4 separate regions of the Mus musculus genome follow, and regions 1, 3 and 4 are each linked to region 2. A link is a loop called in an ENCODE intact Hi-C map of the cell type or tissue named here. Cell type or tissue: left cerebral cortex. All regions are shown on one strand.

Region 1 (4,000 bases), 63 kb after region 2:
ACCTCTGGAAGAGCAGTCAGTGCTCTTAACCACTGAGCCATCTCTCCAGCTCCCCCCACCCTTTTGTTGTTGTGGTTTTGTTTGTTTCTTTTTTGCCTGCATATGAGTATCTTGAAAAGAAATTCTAAGAGGATTTAAAATTTACACTCTTTGTTTGTGTGCATGTGCATGCTTGTGTGTGTGTGTGTGTGTGTGCATGTGTGTGTGCATGTGTGCGTGCGTGTGCATGTGTGTGCATGTGAGTGTGCATGTGAGTGTGCATGTGTGTGTGCGCGTGTGTGTGCATGTGTGTGTGCGTGCGTGTGTGTATGTGTGTGTGCGCGTGTGCGCGCGCGTGTGTGTGTATGTGCGTGAGTTTGTGTGTGTGTGTGCAGGTATATGTAGGAAGGGGTCAGATAACCACTTTGAGAGGCTGGTTCCACAGATGGAACTCACGTGGTGGCTACTGCTATGTTGCTGGCCCATAATGAACGAATTTCTTTCCTTTTCCCCCTCTTTTTTGAGTCAGGTGTAGCTCTGGCTGGCCCGGAAACCATAGAGTTCTGCTGCTTCTGCCTCCTAAGTGCAGGGATTGCAGGGGAGTGCCACCACAGCGCAGCCGCAGCCGCATTTTCTTGGTTGTCCTTATTGTACTGGTGGTCCTGGGCTGTCAGTGGGGACCCTTGTCACCTCCCCACTGGCTTTTCTGGAAATGGAAGGCAAGGGACAGAATGGCTAGGTTGCAGAGTTGCCTTTCCTCCAGGAAGTCCCCAGTCACACTTCAACCTAGAGCAAATGCCTCCTCTGACTTCTCCATGCTAGCCATGGCTCTCCTCCTGCGCTTCCCAGGATCAGCCACTTTGGGCTGTTACAGGTCTGTCTCTCCACTAGGCTGTGAACCTAGGAGATGTGGCTCTATCTAAATAATTCTTTCTCTCTCCTTTTCCCTCCCTTCTCCTTAATCTCCCACACCTACCTTTTCTTTGTAGTTCATGGCTGATCTGGAATTTCCTCGTTAGCACCAGATTAGCTTCAAACTTCTTTCCACTCTCCTGCCTCAGATGTCCGAGTGTGACTACAGGCAGGTGCTACCCCACTTGACTTCTGTTGTTGTTGTTTGTTTTTACATTGGCCCATCAACCCCCTCCCCCTGAACAGAAATTGAGCAATGGCTATTTGTTTATTACATAAAGAATCGATTCCAACGTATGTACTATTGTCCCGCACTATAGTACAATAGGTAATTTGAGGGGATTGTCCAAATCATAGAGTAATGAGAAACCAGTGTCTGAAGCCGGGCAGCTTGACTCCCAATCCTGTATTCTTATCCAACATGCCAAATGACTAGTGGGCTGAAAACCAGCTTTCCACAAAACTGATGTCTGCCCGCTCAGCCTTTTTCTTCTAGAAATCTCCGGGAGAACATGCAGTCGGGTGGGAGGGTAAGGACTGTGGGGACAAGGGAGAGGCGCCAGAACAACTAGACCCAGGCTGGTTTGAGGGTGAGCGAGGGGGAGTTTGGAGGGGTTTTTCTAGACCCATAGGGGGCAGCCGGAGACGGCAGCCAGAGATGTGGGGGCGGAGAAAGGGTGGGGACCGGCCCCGCGGGGGGCGATGCGGTAGCTGCAGCGGCGGCCGCAGGAGTTTCCCACAATGCAGCGCGGCGCGCTGTCCCCGGTGCTGATGCTCAGCGCTGCCCCGGAGCCTCCACCGCGCCCGCCTCCCGCCCTTTCCCCGCCGGGCCCCGGCTCAGCGCCTCGCCATGGCTCTGCTCGGTCGGGTCCTGCCCCAGAGCCGTCTGGGGGCCTGGCTGCGGCGCTCGACAGCAGCCTGCGGGCTGCCGTGGCGTTCAAGGCGGAGGGTCAGCGTTGCTACCGAGAGAAGAAGTTCCGAGAAGCCATTGGCAAGTACCACCGGGCACTGCTGCAGCTGAAGGCGGCTCAAGGGGCCCGCCCTGGCGGTCTGCCCACCCCCTCCCCGGGACCCACCACCAGCCCGGGGCCCGCCCGCCTCAGCGAGGAGCAGCGGCGCCTGGTGGAGAACACAGAGGTTGAATGTTACGACTCCCTCACTGGTACGGGGCCGTCGGGGGGCGCAGAGGACTCGGGTGAAACGGGTGGGTAGTGAGGGGGTAATCAGGAGGCTATAGAGCCTGTGGTGGCTGGAAGCTGAAGGAGTCAGGGCTGTGGTCTGGCGGGGAAGACTACAAAACTTGCTGAGGAAGAGAGTTGGGAGTAGATGAATAGGGCTTCTTGGATGGAGTAAGCAGGGGCTTGAATAATGAAACGGGCTCTGGACTTGGTCTTCTAAGCCCCACTTCCCTGACTCATTCTTTCCCCCGGTCTGCCACGCATGAGCCAAGGTTAGAAAGGCTTACCCTGCACCGGCTATTTCGTTCTTGGACCCTCCCTCTATAATTACTTGGGAAAACCTCCAGCTAATTGCTTCAGACTTGTCTGTCCTGCGCCCTCTAGCGGCGGCGCAGATAGCTCTTATACTAACAGGTTAGCTGATTAGTGTCTCCTGGTGGCCAGAGCAATCCCATATGCCCAGGGGAAGAGGTCAGGTTATTTGAGGTCATGTGAATCCTAGGGGATGCAGGCTGTGTCTGAGACTACAGGGTCTCTGCATCCCACAGCTTGCCTCCTGCAGTCGGAGCTGGTGAACTATGAGCGGGTGCGTGAGTACTGTCTCAAGGTGCTGGAGAAACAGCAGGGCAACTTCAAGGCCACCTATCGTGCCGGCATTGCCTTCTACCACTTGGGTGATTATGCACGTGCGCTGCGCTACCTACAGGAGGCCCGCAGCCGAGAGCCCACAGGTGAGTGGCAGGGCTGGGCTGGGCAGGGGGTTAGAACAGAGGAAACCTAGGCGGGAGGACCAGGGCAGAGCCAAGCCACCCCAGGGAAGTGCTGTTACCAGCTCCAGACAAGCTCTCTCTAGCTACCTAAGATTCCTCATACACTCATCCAGCACCCATCCACCGTCCCCAAAGGTATACTCACCTTGTTCCTCTGGCATTTCCCCAACCAACTCTCTTCATTGGGAATTGAACCTAGGGCCTCATGCATGCAAGGCAAGCACTCTACCAACTAGGCTACATCCCCAATGCTTTAGCCCATCCGTGTCCCTATCCACTCACCGACGATGGCCTTGAATATTTCTCCCCCCACACCCATATTCCTTCACTCCCTCCTGGTCACACTCAGCTCCTCTGTCACCTATGGCCCTCCACTCATCTGCTTGTAATGCTTGTTCTCTGCCCTCGGGAAGAGCAGTCAGGGTACTCATGTGTCCATGTGTGTGTAGACATGACACAACCCCATGGGGAGGGGACACAGCAGGAGCTAGATGTAGGGCTGTGGGAGCAAGGAGGCAAGATTAGCTTTCCCGTGAAGTGGTTTGCTGAGAACAGTTGTCACTTGGGGATGAGTGGAGGTGGGAGAGGAGCCTCTGCCGACAGAGCGACAGAGCGCGGCTGCTGCCGCTGCCACACGTGTGAGGTAGGAGGTGTGAAATCTCTCTGGGTGGCTGGTACAGCTGAGGTGCCGGGAGTGAGGTGCTGACTGTCCTGAGGACATAACTATCGGCTGCTGTCTCAGGACACCCAGATAATGTTCCCGTCCCTCCCCTGCAGACACCAATGTTCTCCGCTACATCCAGCTGACTCAGCTGAAGATGAACCGTTGCAGCCTCCAGAGGGAAGACAGTGATGGTGGCACTGGAGGCCCAGCTCGGAATGTCGTGGGCTGAGGCCAAGGGGCAGCCTCTACCTTAGTCCCTCCAACCCTACTGGGCACCTTCCCCTGACCTGCCCAGCTCGGAATGTCTGTCGTGGGCTGAGGCCAAGGGGCAGCCTCTACCTTAGTCCCACCAACCTCACCGGGCACCTTCCCCCGACTCATGCGTTTACTGGTAAAGCCGCTGCCACTGGCGCCTCCTTTGTGTGGTCTTATTGTGGGGATGAAGGACAGGTCTATACCTAGCTGTCACTTCTGCAGACACCCAGAGGCCCAGGGAG
Region 2 (4,000 bases):
AAACTGAACATGAAGATTTGAACTTGTTTATTTGCATGATTTTGTAGGAGTTTCTGGGTCAGTAGAGTAGCAAGCCATCTTCATAGGTCACCTCAGAATGCTTATAGGAAGAACCATTTTATCTCTTAAAAAGAATCTGGGGTCTCTTAGTTTAAGTGTTTTGTCTGTGTGTGTGTGTACCATGTGCACGGTTGGTGCTCTCAAAGATCAGAAGAGAGTTGTAAACTGGTATGTGGGTGTTGGAAATAGAACCAAGGTTATCTTCAAGAGTAATAAGTGGGGGCTGGTGAGATGGCTCAGCGGTTAAGAGCACCGACTGCTCTTCCAGAGGTCCTGAGTTCAAATCCCAGCAACCACATGGTGGCTCACAACCATCCGTAATGAGATCTGATGCCCTCCTTTGGTGTGTCTGAAGACAGCTACAGTGTACTCATATAAATATAATAAATCTTTAAAATAAATAAATAAAACAATAAATTAAAAAAAGAGTAATAAGTGTTCTTAACTTGTGGCAGGATCTCAGTGTAGCCCTGGCTTGGCTGGAGCTCCCAGGGATCCGCCTGCCCCTGCCTCCCGAGTGTTGGGATTAAAGATTTACTGCACTTTATAGTGTGTTTGTGTGCCGTGGTGTACATGTGAGGTCAGAGAACAATTGGAGGGTGTCTGTTCTCCTTCCACCATATTAGTCCCAAGGGATTACATTTAGGTTATTAGGCTTGGCAAACAGGTATGTACACCCGCTGAGGCACCTGTGAGCCCCTCATATGACCTGGGTAAAGTGGCATCTCTGTAATCCCAGCACTTGCCTAGGCTGGCATAGGAGGATTTTTATGAGCTCAAGGCTACATGGCTTTTTCCCAAAACGAAAACATTTCCCTCTGCTTACAGAAAAACAAACAAACGAAAAAAAAAAAAAGGTATGTGGGATCTGAGAGCTGAAGTTCAGTTCTCTGGGGATCAGGGGTTGTTCTTAACTGCTAAGCCCCCCAGCCACCCATTAATGTTGAAATAAAATACTAATAAAAAAGCCTCCAGCAAGCCGGGCGTGGTGGCGCACGCCTTTAATCCCAGCACTCTGGAGGCAGAGGCAGAGGCAGGCGGATTTCTGAGTTCGAGGCCAGCCTGGTCTACAGAGTGAGTTCCAGGACAGCCAGGGCTACATGGAGAAACCCTGTCTCGAGAAACCCTGTCTCGAAAAACCAAAAAAAAAAAAAAAAAAAAAAAAAAGCCTCCAGCTTTTGCAAGGACTTGAGTCTGGCTGGGAGCTCCCCATGGCGCTGACTACAGTGGTCAGAAGCTGTAGCTCCAGTCTGATGCTCTCCTCTCTGGCTCCTCACTTGCATCTACTCCATCCCCAATAATTAAGGGAAACCTTGAAATTTCAAGGTCTTACTATGAATCCCAATCTGGCATGGAATTCTTAGTCCTCTTGTTTCAGGGTCTGCAGAGGTGGGTTACAGCCGTGCAACCTATATACCTTTTTTTCTGTGAGCGATTTTCTGTGGTTTTAAGTCTTACATGGGCTCAAGTTACTCCATATGAGAAATTATAAGTCCCACATTTATTTAGATATATATCATGTGCAAGTGACATTAATATTTTGAAGTCACAGTTTAATAAGAACTGTTTTCGTAAGATAATCCAAGGTTATTTGTGTTTTGAAGATGTGGATTCTTGAGATGTGGATACAGAAGTCAGCCCATAGTTACAGAAGAGGATATTCTAATGTGGGGTTATGTGGCTCAAAGCTTGAGTGCAACATCTTTTTTTTTTTTTGAGACAAGGTCTAGCTGGCCTGCCCCAACATCCAGAATGATGCAGTAACAGACCTGTTGCCATACCCTGCTTTGTGCTTGATCTTAACTAACTTGTTTTGGGTCTCTATAAGTAAGCATCTAGGAGCCTGGCAGTGGCAGGCCAGGCCTTTAATCCTATTGCTCAGAAGGCAGAAGCAGGCAGATCTCTGAGTTCAAGACAGCTTGGTCTACAGGGCGAGTTTCAGGACAGCCAGGGCTATACACAGAAACCCTGTCTCGAAAAACCAAAAAAAAAAAAAAAGTCAGGCTGGTAAGATGGCTCAGCGGTTAAGAACACTAACTGCTCTTCCAGAGGTCCTGAGTTCAAGTCCCAGCAATCACATGGTGGCTCACTACCATCTATAAGGGGATCTGATGCCCTCTTCTGGCCTGCAGATCAGAGCACTCATACATTAAGTTAAAAAAAAAAAAAAAAAAAAAAAGAAAGAAAAAAAGAAAGTCTAGGACAGTGTTTCTCAGTCTACCTAATGTGACTCTTTAATACAGTTCCTCATGTGGTGATCCCCCAAACATAAAATTATTTTCGTTGTCACTTCATAACTAATTTTGCTATTCTTATGAATCATAATGTAAATATCTGAATTTTCCGATGATCTTAGGCAACCCCTGTGAGAGGTTCCCAAGTGAAGAACCGCTGGTCTAGGAACTAGGAAGGCAGGAAAGAGAAGAATAAAACAAGATCAAAGCATATGTAAATAAAGCCCTTTGATTGCCGGGAAGTAATCACTGGGCCTTCGGGGAAAGCCTACTTGTTGGTGTCCTACTGCGCATGTGTAATGCTACCCCCCCCTCCGCCCCCCCAGCTCAGAACGGGGCTCTTAAAAAAAATAAATAAATAAAAAGTTAACGTGACGGGTGCCTAAAGTACGCAGGCGCGCTGCCTTGAGCCTGCCTGCCTCCTAGTTCCTGCGCTTGCGGTCTGATGTTTTCTGAGGCCATTCCCTTGGTCTACTACGTCAGTTCCTGTTTGTGGCTGGAAAAGGCGGTATTTCCGGCCAGCGGGTGGGAGGGGGCTGTGAGTGGGGGCTGGGGGCTGGGGGGAGGGGGCGGGGGGGCCCGCGCTGCGCGAGCCGTTGGGCCTGACTCCGAGAAGGCGTCGCCGCCGCCAGCACTGCCGCCGTTGCTGCCGCCAGTTCATAAATAAGGAGCGGGAACGAGCTCAGCGTGGCGATGGGCGGGGGTAGAGCCCGGCCGGAGAGGCTGGGCGGCCGCCGGTGACAGGTGAGTACGCCAGCGCGTGTCCCCAAGCGCCCTCCCCTCCGCGATGGTCGCGTCCTGGCCCCCCGTGGGGCCTCGCTGGGCCGTACCACCCGTGCCCGCCTGGCGGGGACCACGGACCTGGAGGCTCCCCCCCTCTTCCGGAACGGAGTGGGGGCGCCTGCTGCGGGGCTGGGGGGGACAAACCCAGAGGGACGCGGGGCGGGTGCCGTGGTCCATACCACTGCGGCGGCGGGGGGAGCTCTCTCTGAGTGTGCGGGCTGGGGGCTGCCCTCGGGGACATCGGGGGAGACAGCTCCTTCTCTGTGGTGCCAGCCTGTCCAGCTTTTGAGGCGCTCACCGTGTCAAGTGCCGCTTGGGTGCTTTGGGAGCCGTTCCTATAGTGCACTTAGAGGGATGGGAGCTTCTGGAGAGGGGTCTGGGCCCAGGGTGGCCGTGTTGGGGCAGTCAGGGTAGTACCACCTAGACACGAGAGAGCAGTCTTTGTACTTAGAGGAGAACAGGGTCGGGTGGAGGGCTGTGATGTTTATCATCTTTGAGGCACAGGGTGCTGGGAGGCCCGAGTGAGTGTTAAGGGGCGTACTTTTAGGGGTGTGATACTGAGTGGGCGAGGAGCGCTTTTCTCTTCCTGTAATATGCAGGGGTGGGCGTTTACACTCAGCTCACCCTTTCTTGAACTTCTTTATGACTTTGGGGAAAACGGGATCGTTACTGGGCTGCTTTTTATCATGGGGTTGTCCACTCACCACTCCAGAACCCTCTCAGATTATTTCTCTTTAAGGTGTGTGGGACATCCTTTGGCAAGTTCTTTGCTTCCGGGGGTGGAGATGTGTTTTAGAAGTCACTGAAGTTTTCTGATCTCTAGTCTGGCTCCCTACTAGGAAAGGGAGGGGCTATCGGGCTTGGATAAGGAGAAGTGCCTCTGGACCTGCCTGTCACCTTTTGGGCGGAAGGTGTGTTTTAAG
Region 3 (4,000 bases), 95 kb after region 2:
AAATGGAATCTCAGGGAAACCTTTACCGTTTGTCCTTCCTTCTTCCTTCTCCTCTTTTCCTTTTGAGCCAGGGTCCCACTATGTATCCCTGGCTGTCCTGGAACTCACTTTGTAGAGTAGACTGACCTTGAATTCACAGAGATCTGCCTAGGATTAATGGCATATGCTGTACCAACAGACCTGGCAGGTGTATGTCTGCCTCCCTCTTTAAAGAAAAAAAAAATCTGTACTTTTATTTTCAATTATGTGTATGTTTATTTGTGTGTAGGTCTCTGCATACATATTCCAGAATATAGCATAGGCTCTCCAGGAGGTGAAGTGACAGAAAATTGTGAGTGATACAATGAGTGCTAGGAACCAAACTGGGGGTCCTCTGTGAGTGCAACGCCCCCTCTTAGATGCTCAGCCATCTCTCCAGATCCACTTTTCTTTCTTCCCTCCTTCCTTCCTTCCTTCCTTCCTTCCTTCCTTCCTTCCTTCCTCCCTCCCTCTCTCCCTCTCCTCTCTCTCTCTTCTCTCTCTCTCTCTTTCTCCTCCTCTTCCTCCTCCTCCTCCTCCTTCTTTTTCTTTTTGTTTCTGAGACCAGTATCTCAGGTTGACCCTGAACTCCTGGCTGTTCAGCTTCAGTCTTCCCCACTCTGGGATGCTGGGATTGCAGGCACTTCCATACTCAGCTGGACAGGTGCTTTTTCATTATGCATACGTGTGTGCTTACACAGGATATTTGCATGTGTCTGTGTGTGAATCCTCATATATCTTGCTCGCTTTTCTCCATATAACCGTGGAAGTCCTGGAACTCATTCTGTAGACCAGACTTACCTACAAACTCAGGGCTGTGCCTGCTTCTGTCTCCTGATTGCTCGTTAAAGGGTATGTACCACCACTGCCCAGCTATCTTACTTATTTTTCATAGGTTTCTTCATGTTTCTCCGTATTTTTTCTTTAAACTTGTTATTAATATTGTTGTTAGTATTCTTTGAAGTTTTTTTTTTTAATTTATTGATTATATGTAAGTACACTGTAACTGTCTTCAGACACTCCAGAAGAGGGAGTCAGATCTCACTTCGGATGGTTGTGAGCCACCATGTGGTTGCTGGGATTTGGAAGAGCAGTCGGGTGCTCTTACCCACTGAGCCATCTCACCAGCCCCTTCTTTGAAGTTTTTAAAAGATAGAGTCTACTTAGCCCGAGCTGGCCTCAAACTCCCGATTCTCTTGCCTAGTTCTCCTGAGTATTGAGACTGCCATTGGTTGTGTTCTGCCATGTCTGGCTCCTCTTTTTAGAAACAAGTATGTGTGTGTGCATGCACATGTGCACACGCTTCCGTATCCTATCCCTCCTCCCCATGTGTGGTGATCAGAGGACAACTTCCTGGGTTGTGCTTTCTCCCCCTCCATGTGGTGCCAGGAATGGAACTTAGGCTGTCAGACTTGGCTTCAGGGCACCTTTATCTACTTAACTGTCTCACTCCCCTGTTTATATTGCTTTAATACTGGCAGAGCTACCTTGTTTGGAGGTTTTTAATTTGTTTCACTGTCCCCACGATTTGCCTGTTGAACTTACAAAGGCACTTCCTAGCAGAGCTCTCCAGTCCTAGAATCAGTGAAAAACAGCAAAACCTTGATTGTCCCCAGTGCCAGCTTCTTCCTTCTCCCTTCTGGGGATGGGGGGGGGGGCGGGACGCAGACAAACACTAACCTTGACAATCTCCTCCTCTTTGTCCTTTTCTCCCCTCACCTCCATCCTTCTGCTTGATGATATCTGTAAAGGGATGGAGATCCGTTTGCGGACTACTGACCAACAATGAACCCTTCTCTTTGCTTTTATCCTTGGACTCCTAATGCCACCTAGTGGCCATTATGTGCAATGGCAGGTTTCTAGATTTAAAAATGAAAAAACAGTAAAAATTTATCTCATCCATTTTAAGTGGGTCAAGTACCCGTGAGCAGATTATCTGGTGGTTCTGTTTTAAAGACATTGTCCAGATCTCCAGTCATCAGACCGCTTGACTGGTTCTAAGGGATCCCATAAGAGGGTCTCATTCCCACACCTGGAAGACAGTGCTGCTCTTGGCCAGAGGCCTCAGCTCTGCCCAGAGAAGCCTCCCCCTAGCAGCCCAGTGCTGTGTCTGATTCCCCCAGAGCAAGAGAACCTCCATAAGGAAGGAGAAAGCTGACTCATCTATTTTTAGTGTAAAACGTTTAATTGAAAAACGCTCACTGGGTGTGGTGTGCTTCACTTTCATTAAATATACAGAGAAGATTGTAGAACTCCCCCGGACAAACTGGTCAAATCTTTAAAGGTACACCCTCCACACACCTTAGAGACCAATACCATGGGACCAGAGTACCCAGGCCCACTGAGCAGGGTTCGGCTCATGTCCACCTTGCAGGTAGTTCTTTCTCTCCATGAGGTGGGGTTAGGGTAAGGAAATCCTCTAGTCCAGGCTTTTAAGATGTTTAATTTTTAGAGCGTTTTAAATTTTTCTTTGTGTCAGCCTCCACAGCAGTCCATGTGAGCACTAGCCATGTAAGCACGGGTGTGCTTGGGAGCCGAGAGTGAGCGTCAGACACCCTGGACCTGGAATTTAACGTGGTACATGGTGTGTAAGTTGCTTGGCATAGGTCTTGGGAGTTGAGCTTGGGTCCTCCTCAGGTCTGCTGGAGGATCAGCTGCTGAGCCACCTCTCCTGCCCTGGTAGTGTCATTATTAAAGAGTTGCAGGTTTGCTGTTTAAGGCAATGCTGAAGCGGATTGTCTTTTTAAAACTAAGATTATTATGCAGAAGGGTGGTGGTGTAGGCCTTCAATCCCAGCACTTGGGAGGCAGAGGCAGGTTGGTCTATGTGACTATACAGAGAAACTCTAAAAACAACCAAAGAGTTGATTAGAACGGTTATTAAATCCATGGATAGACCACAGTGTGGCAGAGGCTGTAGGAGAATCAGGCCCACTAGGCAGATGGAAGGAAGCATATTTGTTTTGTTTCTTTGATTGATTTTTTTTCAAGACAGGGTTTCTCTGTGTAGCCCTGGCTGTTGAAACTCACTCTGTAGACCAGACTGGTCTTGAACTCAGAGATCAGCCTGATGCTGCCTCCCAAGTGCAGGGATTAAGGCATGGACAACACCGTCCAGCACTGTGAGGGCCCCTTCTTATACTTATTACAGGGAGATACCCCATGGCATGTGATTGTCAGGTAACCTACAGTGTGTGCTTGTAGTTGGGTTTCTGATTCCTGGACACCAGGTGGTAAGGAGGGAGTCTGTTAACCTGGGGCCCACATGGAGAGGGTGCTAAGAGTTTCAGGGAAGAAGTCTAGGAAAACAAACTCCTGGAGGGGAGATATAAGGTGGCTTTGTCACATGGAATGAGGGACTCCACTCTGGTCTGTCGGGCCTCATGTCCTCGATTATTATAAAATGAACTATTTTTAAAATATAAATGTATTTATATCACAGTGTGAAGTAATCTGGTGGTTGCATTTCTTTTAACTTTTGTTAGTCCCCAGTAACCACACAGAGAAACAAAGCTGCACCCAGATACTGGGCAATTATTGATCTATTAATCCTAATCTGGGCAATTATTGATCTATTACATCCTAATCTGGGCAATTATTGATCTATTAATCCTAATCTGGGCAATTATTGATCTATTAATCCTAATCTGGGCAATTATTGATCTATTAATCCTAATCTGGGCAATTATTGATCTATTAATCCTAATCTGGGCAATTATTGATCTATTAATCCTAATCTGGGCAATTATTGATCTATTAATTCTAATCTGGGCAATTATTGATCTATTAATCCTAATCTGGGCAATTATTGATCTATTAATCCTAATCTGGCTACCTGCTCCATCCCACGTTGCTTGCATATTATCACAGATCTGGTTCTTTGGGATTCAGATGTTTTTTTCTCATGGCATCTTTTCAGACCCTCTCCTCCTCCTGGTGATCTGAAACTCCCTCTCTCATTCCTCCCCCTGGCTGGGAGACGT
Region 4 (4,000 bases), 100 kb before region 2:
ACTCAGTTGGTAGAATGTTTGCCTTACATGCAGGAGGCCCAGGAAGTTCCATCCCCAGCATCAAATACACCAAGTATGGTGGCACACACCTGTAATCCCAGCGCTGGGAAGGGGAAGAAGGGAAGAGCAGAAGCTGCCTACATAGCACGTTTGGGGGCAGGTCAGCCTGAGTTACACGGGACCCTGTCCCGTTAGAAACAAATAAGAATTTGCTTAGAAAACCTAGACCTGGAGGTTAATCGACTGGTCAGGATCCCACAGACAGCAGTTGTCAGAGCTGGGTGTGAACTGAGTATTGGCTTCCCATAACTGAATGGCTCCTTCCTCCCTGCAGAGGATGCTGAGCAAAGGTCTGAAGCGCAAGCGGGAGGAGGAGGAGACGATGGAAGCCCTCTCCGTGGACTCGTGCTGGTTGGATCCGAGCCACCCGGCAGTGGCGCAGACCCCGCCGACGGTGGCTTCTAGCTCCCTCTTTGACCTCTCAGTGGTCAAGCTCCACCACAGCCTGCGGCAGAGCGAGCCGGACCTCCGGCACCTGGTGCTTGTGGTGAACACACTGAGGCGCATCCAGGCGTCCATGGAACCCGCACCTGTCCTGCCGCCTGAGCCCATCCAGCCCCCAGCCCCTTCTGTGGCAGACAGCCTTCTGGCTAGCTCAGATGCTGGCCTCTCAGCCTCCATGGCCAGCCTCCTGGAAGATCTCAACCACATTGAGGACCTGAACCAGGCCCCCCAACCCCAAGCAGATGAGGGGCCTCCAGGCCGCTCCATCGGGGGGATCTCACCCAACCTGGGTGCCTTGGACTTGCTAGGCCCAGCCACTGGCTGTCTGCTGGACGATGGACTGGAGGGCCTGTTTGAGGACATCGATACCTCCATGTACGACAGTGAACTTTGGTTACCAGCCTCTGAGGGTCTCAAGCCCGGCCCTGAGAATGGCCCAGCCAAGGAGGAGCCTCCAGAGTTGGATGAGGCGGAGTTGGACTACCTCATGGATGTACTAGTAGGCACACAGGCACTGGAAAGGCCACCAGGGCCTGGGCGCTGACCCTTAGGACCCAGGGAGAATTGACTTGGATCTGAGTTGAGCCTGGTGGTGACACCAACCCACTTTGACACGACACAGGTGGCGTCCCCTCACAGAGGAGAGCCAGGGTCACTTTGGAGAGACTGTACTGAGTCCTGGGAACTTCACATCCATCCACCTGTCTTGACCAGTGAAGGAGTTGGAAATGAGCCCCGAGTGGTGAAATGACAGGGCCCAGTGACAGTAATGGTGTTTGGGCCAGGCTGGGGTTGAACTGGGATAATAGTTTGGGCTATCCCATCCCATTATCCCCAGTGTGGGAAGAGACCTCATAATTTTTTGAAATTAAAACCAGCTTTGGGAAATACCAAGTGTGTGTGCTTCTTTGCATCTGTGCCGATCAAGGATAAAATAACATCAAACTTGTAATCCCGTGACACTCCCACGGTTATAGTGGAATAAATTGCACTCCCGGTATGAGATATCTTTGAGCAAAGGGTGGGAGCTTTCAGGAGGTCTCTCAAAATAAAACCACTAAGTTTAGTGGAGAGAAGGCAGGACCTTCAGGGGCAGGCAGCTGGCTTTCCATCTAGAAGCTATCCAGGTCCGGGCAAGCCGGGGCCACCTGCCTGCCTGAGCGGAGCATTGGGCCTGGCCGGAGCCGGGTGTCTGCGGCCGCCCCCGCGGTCCAGCTGCATTCCTGGCCTGGCTGGGAGGGGCCGCACACTCACAGCCCTGGCACGGGACCCAGGCTGCGTCCTTCCTGGCGGCCGTGGGGGCAGGGCAGGGCAGGGCCCCGAGAGCGGAAGGATGGTGGGGAGGGCAGGGAGGGAGGAGCTGGGGCGGGGTTGGGGGGGGGGGGGAATGACTGCCACCCAAAGGGCAGGATGGGTCCAGAATCTGGGGACTGTGACACGAGAGGGCCACTCCTGGGCCTCCCCAGGGGCCGGAAGCTCCAAGACTGCGGACGGGGTGGGGCTGGAGAGGCGGGAGCTGCACGCAGCCCCAGGGGCCTGGAAGGGGTAGGCGGAGCTTGGTTTCCTGGAGGAACAGAGGAAGCTGTGCCCATTTCTGGAAGTGACTGAGGCGGGCCACCGAGAGAAACAGATGGACATGGCTTCAGGCTAGCTGGTGCCAAGTTAAGGACCCTCCAGACTCCTGAACCCAAACCCTCCTGGAGACTCCTGTGCCTAGACCATAGGACATCGACGGCCCCTAGCTGAGGCTGAGACCTAAGGAGCCCGGGCTGAGCTCTGCGGCCCCCCCTTGTGACTGGTTAGGGAACTACGATGTAACCGTGATCAGTCTGGTGTGGGGGCCTCTCTCGCTTTTTATTTTTTTAGAGGAGTCTTCTGTATCCTAGGCTGGCCTCTAGCTCACTCTGTAGTGGAGGCTGGCTTTGAACTCCTGATCCTTCTGCCTTTACTTCCTTACAAGCTGGAATTACAGGCATGTGCAACTGTGGTTTTTGAGACATGCTTTCACTACATACACCAGCAGGCTGGCCTTGAATTTATTATGTAGCCCAGGCTGGCCTTGTTACTGCTTTGTGCCCCACTAGCCCAGGTATTAATTATGCTTTGTTGTTGTTGTTGGGTTGTTTGTTTGGGTGGTTGTTTTTTGTTTGTTTATTTGGTTGGTTGGGTTTTTTTTTTTGGAGGGGTTGGTTGGTGTTTTGTTTTGTTTTGTTTTGTTTTTGGTATTTCTGATTGTCCTGAAACTCTCTAAGGATGACCTTGAATTCATAGTGCTTTACCTGTCTCTGTCTCCAGAATGCTGGCATTAAAGCTGTGTGCCACCACAGGTGGCTGTTTGCTTTTTGAACAGGGTGTCCATAATGGAGTCTAGACAGACCTTGAACTCATGTCAGTCCACCTGCCTCAGCCTCCAGCTGAGATGTACCTTTCACACAGGGTCAGGTACACAGTAGGTGTCCCTAAATACTGAAATAAAGAGGGAGGAGAAGGTGGCTGAAGACAGTTTATGTTGGTGGCTAATGCCTGTGGAGGGGAGCTGCCCTGGGGTGTCATAGCCTGAATAAATACACAAAGGCTGCCTGAAAAGAAGTCACAGCACCAGCCAGGGCTGGCACTTAGCTTGGAATGCAGTGGGCCCTGGAATCTGCTGGCTGAGGAGGCGTGTCCTTCTGGAGTAGGTCCTGAGCATCGGCTGTACCAGAGTCCACACAGCCATCCTGAGCTCAGATGTCTGGAGAAAGGGATGGGACCTTAGATACAAGCGTATCATAAAGGCCCCAGGATGACGGTACTGACACGGGCGGTGCCTTTTGTACAGAACGTGAGCTCTTTCCTTTCGGCACTTGACCTTCATCGGCAGAGATGTAAATGCGTGGTATCTGGGACATGCCTCTTAAAAACTGAGCACATGCACAGCATGCAATGCACAGCATGCAATGCAGCCTGGGCAGCTATAGCTAAGAGGAGAAAACAGGGGCCAGGGAGAAAACAGGGAGCACCAGCCAGCAGGGGAAATGTAACGATGGCACAGACATTGTCGAAGTGATGAGCTTCAACCAAAGTGCAGGAAAGACAGGAGGCGATTGAAAGCTGGATCTCTTAGGTCTGCTTATTAATCTGTTGATTGTGGTGTTAGAAGCCTAACCTAGGGCTTCCTACATGCTCGAAATAACACTGTACCACTGAGCCATACTCCCAGCCTCCCATGCCCTCCTCCCCACTTTCTGAGACGGGCTTTCTCTGTGTAGCCCCGGATATCCTAAAACTTACTCTATAGACCAGGCTGACCTCAAACTCAGAGATATGCCTGCCTCTGCCTCCTGAGTGCTAAAATTAATGGTGGCTGTCACCATGCCCCACTTTACCTTTTATTTTGAGACATACAATAGTCTTTGTAGTCTTCGCTGCCATTGAACTCTTAATCCTCCTGCCTCAGCCTCTCAACCAGTTGGAATTACAGCCCTGCACCACTAGACCTGGTTCCCACCTGGGTTTA

The links. Peaks named below come from ENCODE experiments on the same cell type or tissue, not always from the same donor. Only the 100,000 strongest peaks of a DNase experiment are listed, where the experiment ranks them.
Region 1: a loop joins it to region 2, with 7 times the contacts of the local background. A loop is called at or near these places in 6 of 42 quality-filtered maps.
Region 3: a loop joins it to region 2, with 6 times the contacts of the local background. A loop is called at or near these places in 6 of 42 quality-filtered maps.
Region 4: a loop joins it to region 2, with 2.1 times the contacts of the local background. A loop is called at or near these places in 4 of 42 quality-filtered maps.

The regions. Positions count from the first base shown.
Region 1 is chr7:27,652,295-27,656,294 of GRCm38, forward strand. Ttc9b (tetratricopeptide repeat domain 9B) reads left to right here and starts at 1,630. Exons shown (of 3, transcript NM_028417.1): 1 at 1,630-2,053; 2 at 2,618-2,800; 3 at 3,617-3,913. The coding sequence starts at 1,633. The coding sequence ends at 3,732. It overlaps Gm38973 (a long non-coding RNA gene), which reads right to left and starts at 1,938. Exons shown (of 3, transcript XR_881908.3): 1 at 956-1,938. In left cerebral cortex, CTCF peaks have their summits at 1,781, 1,985 and 2,465 (motif pointing left); DNase peaks (open chromatin) are centred at 1,519, 1,953, 2,450 and 3,452; H3K4me3 peaks cover 3,205 bases; H3K27ac peaks cover 3,515 bases.
Region 2 is chr7:27,588,842-27,592,841 of GRCm38, forward strand. It overlaps Akt2 (thymoma viral proto-oncogene 2), which reads left to right and starts at 2,711. Exons shown (of 14, transcript NM_001110208.2): 1 at 2,711-3,038. It also overlaps the pseudogene Gm18046. In left cerebral cortex, CTCF peaks have their summits at 2,168 (motif pointing left) and 3,143; DNase peaks (open chromatin) are centred at 2,090, 2,736, 3,112, 3,669 and 1 more place; H3K4me3 peaks cover 1,703 bases; H3K27ac peaks cover 2,136 bases.
Region 3 is chr7:27,684,063-27,688,062 of GRCm38, forward strand. It overlaps a transcript of Zfp607b not described here. Among named protein-coding and RNA genes, the nearest start is that of Zfp607b, 3.3 kb to the right of the region's middle. In left cerebral cortex, CTCF peaks have their summits at 1,037 (motif pointing right) and 1,847 (motif pointing left); a DNase peak (open chromatin) is centred at 1,790.
Region 4 is chr7:27,488,919-27,492,918 of GRCm38, forward strand. It overlaps Sertad1 (SERTA domain containing 1), which reads left to right. Exons shown (of 2, transcript NM_018820.4): 2 at 335-1,396. The coding sequence starts at 338. The coding sequence ends at 1,048. Among named protein-coding and RNA genes, the nearest start is that of Gm38972, 4.0 kb to the left of the region's middle. In left cerebral cortex, a CTCF peak has its summit at 2,293; DNase peaks (open chromatin) are centred at 1,532, 1,725, 2,086 and 2,238; H3K4me3 peaks cover 1,126 bases; H3K27ac peaks cover 1,925 bases.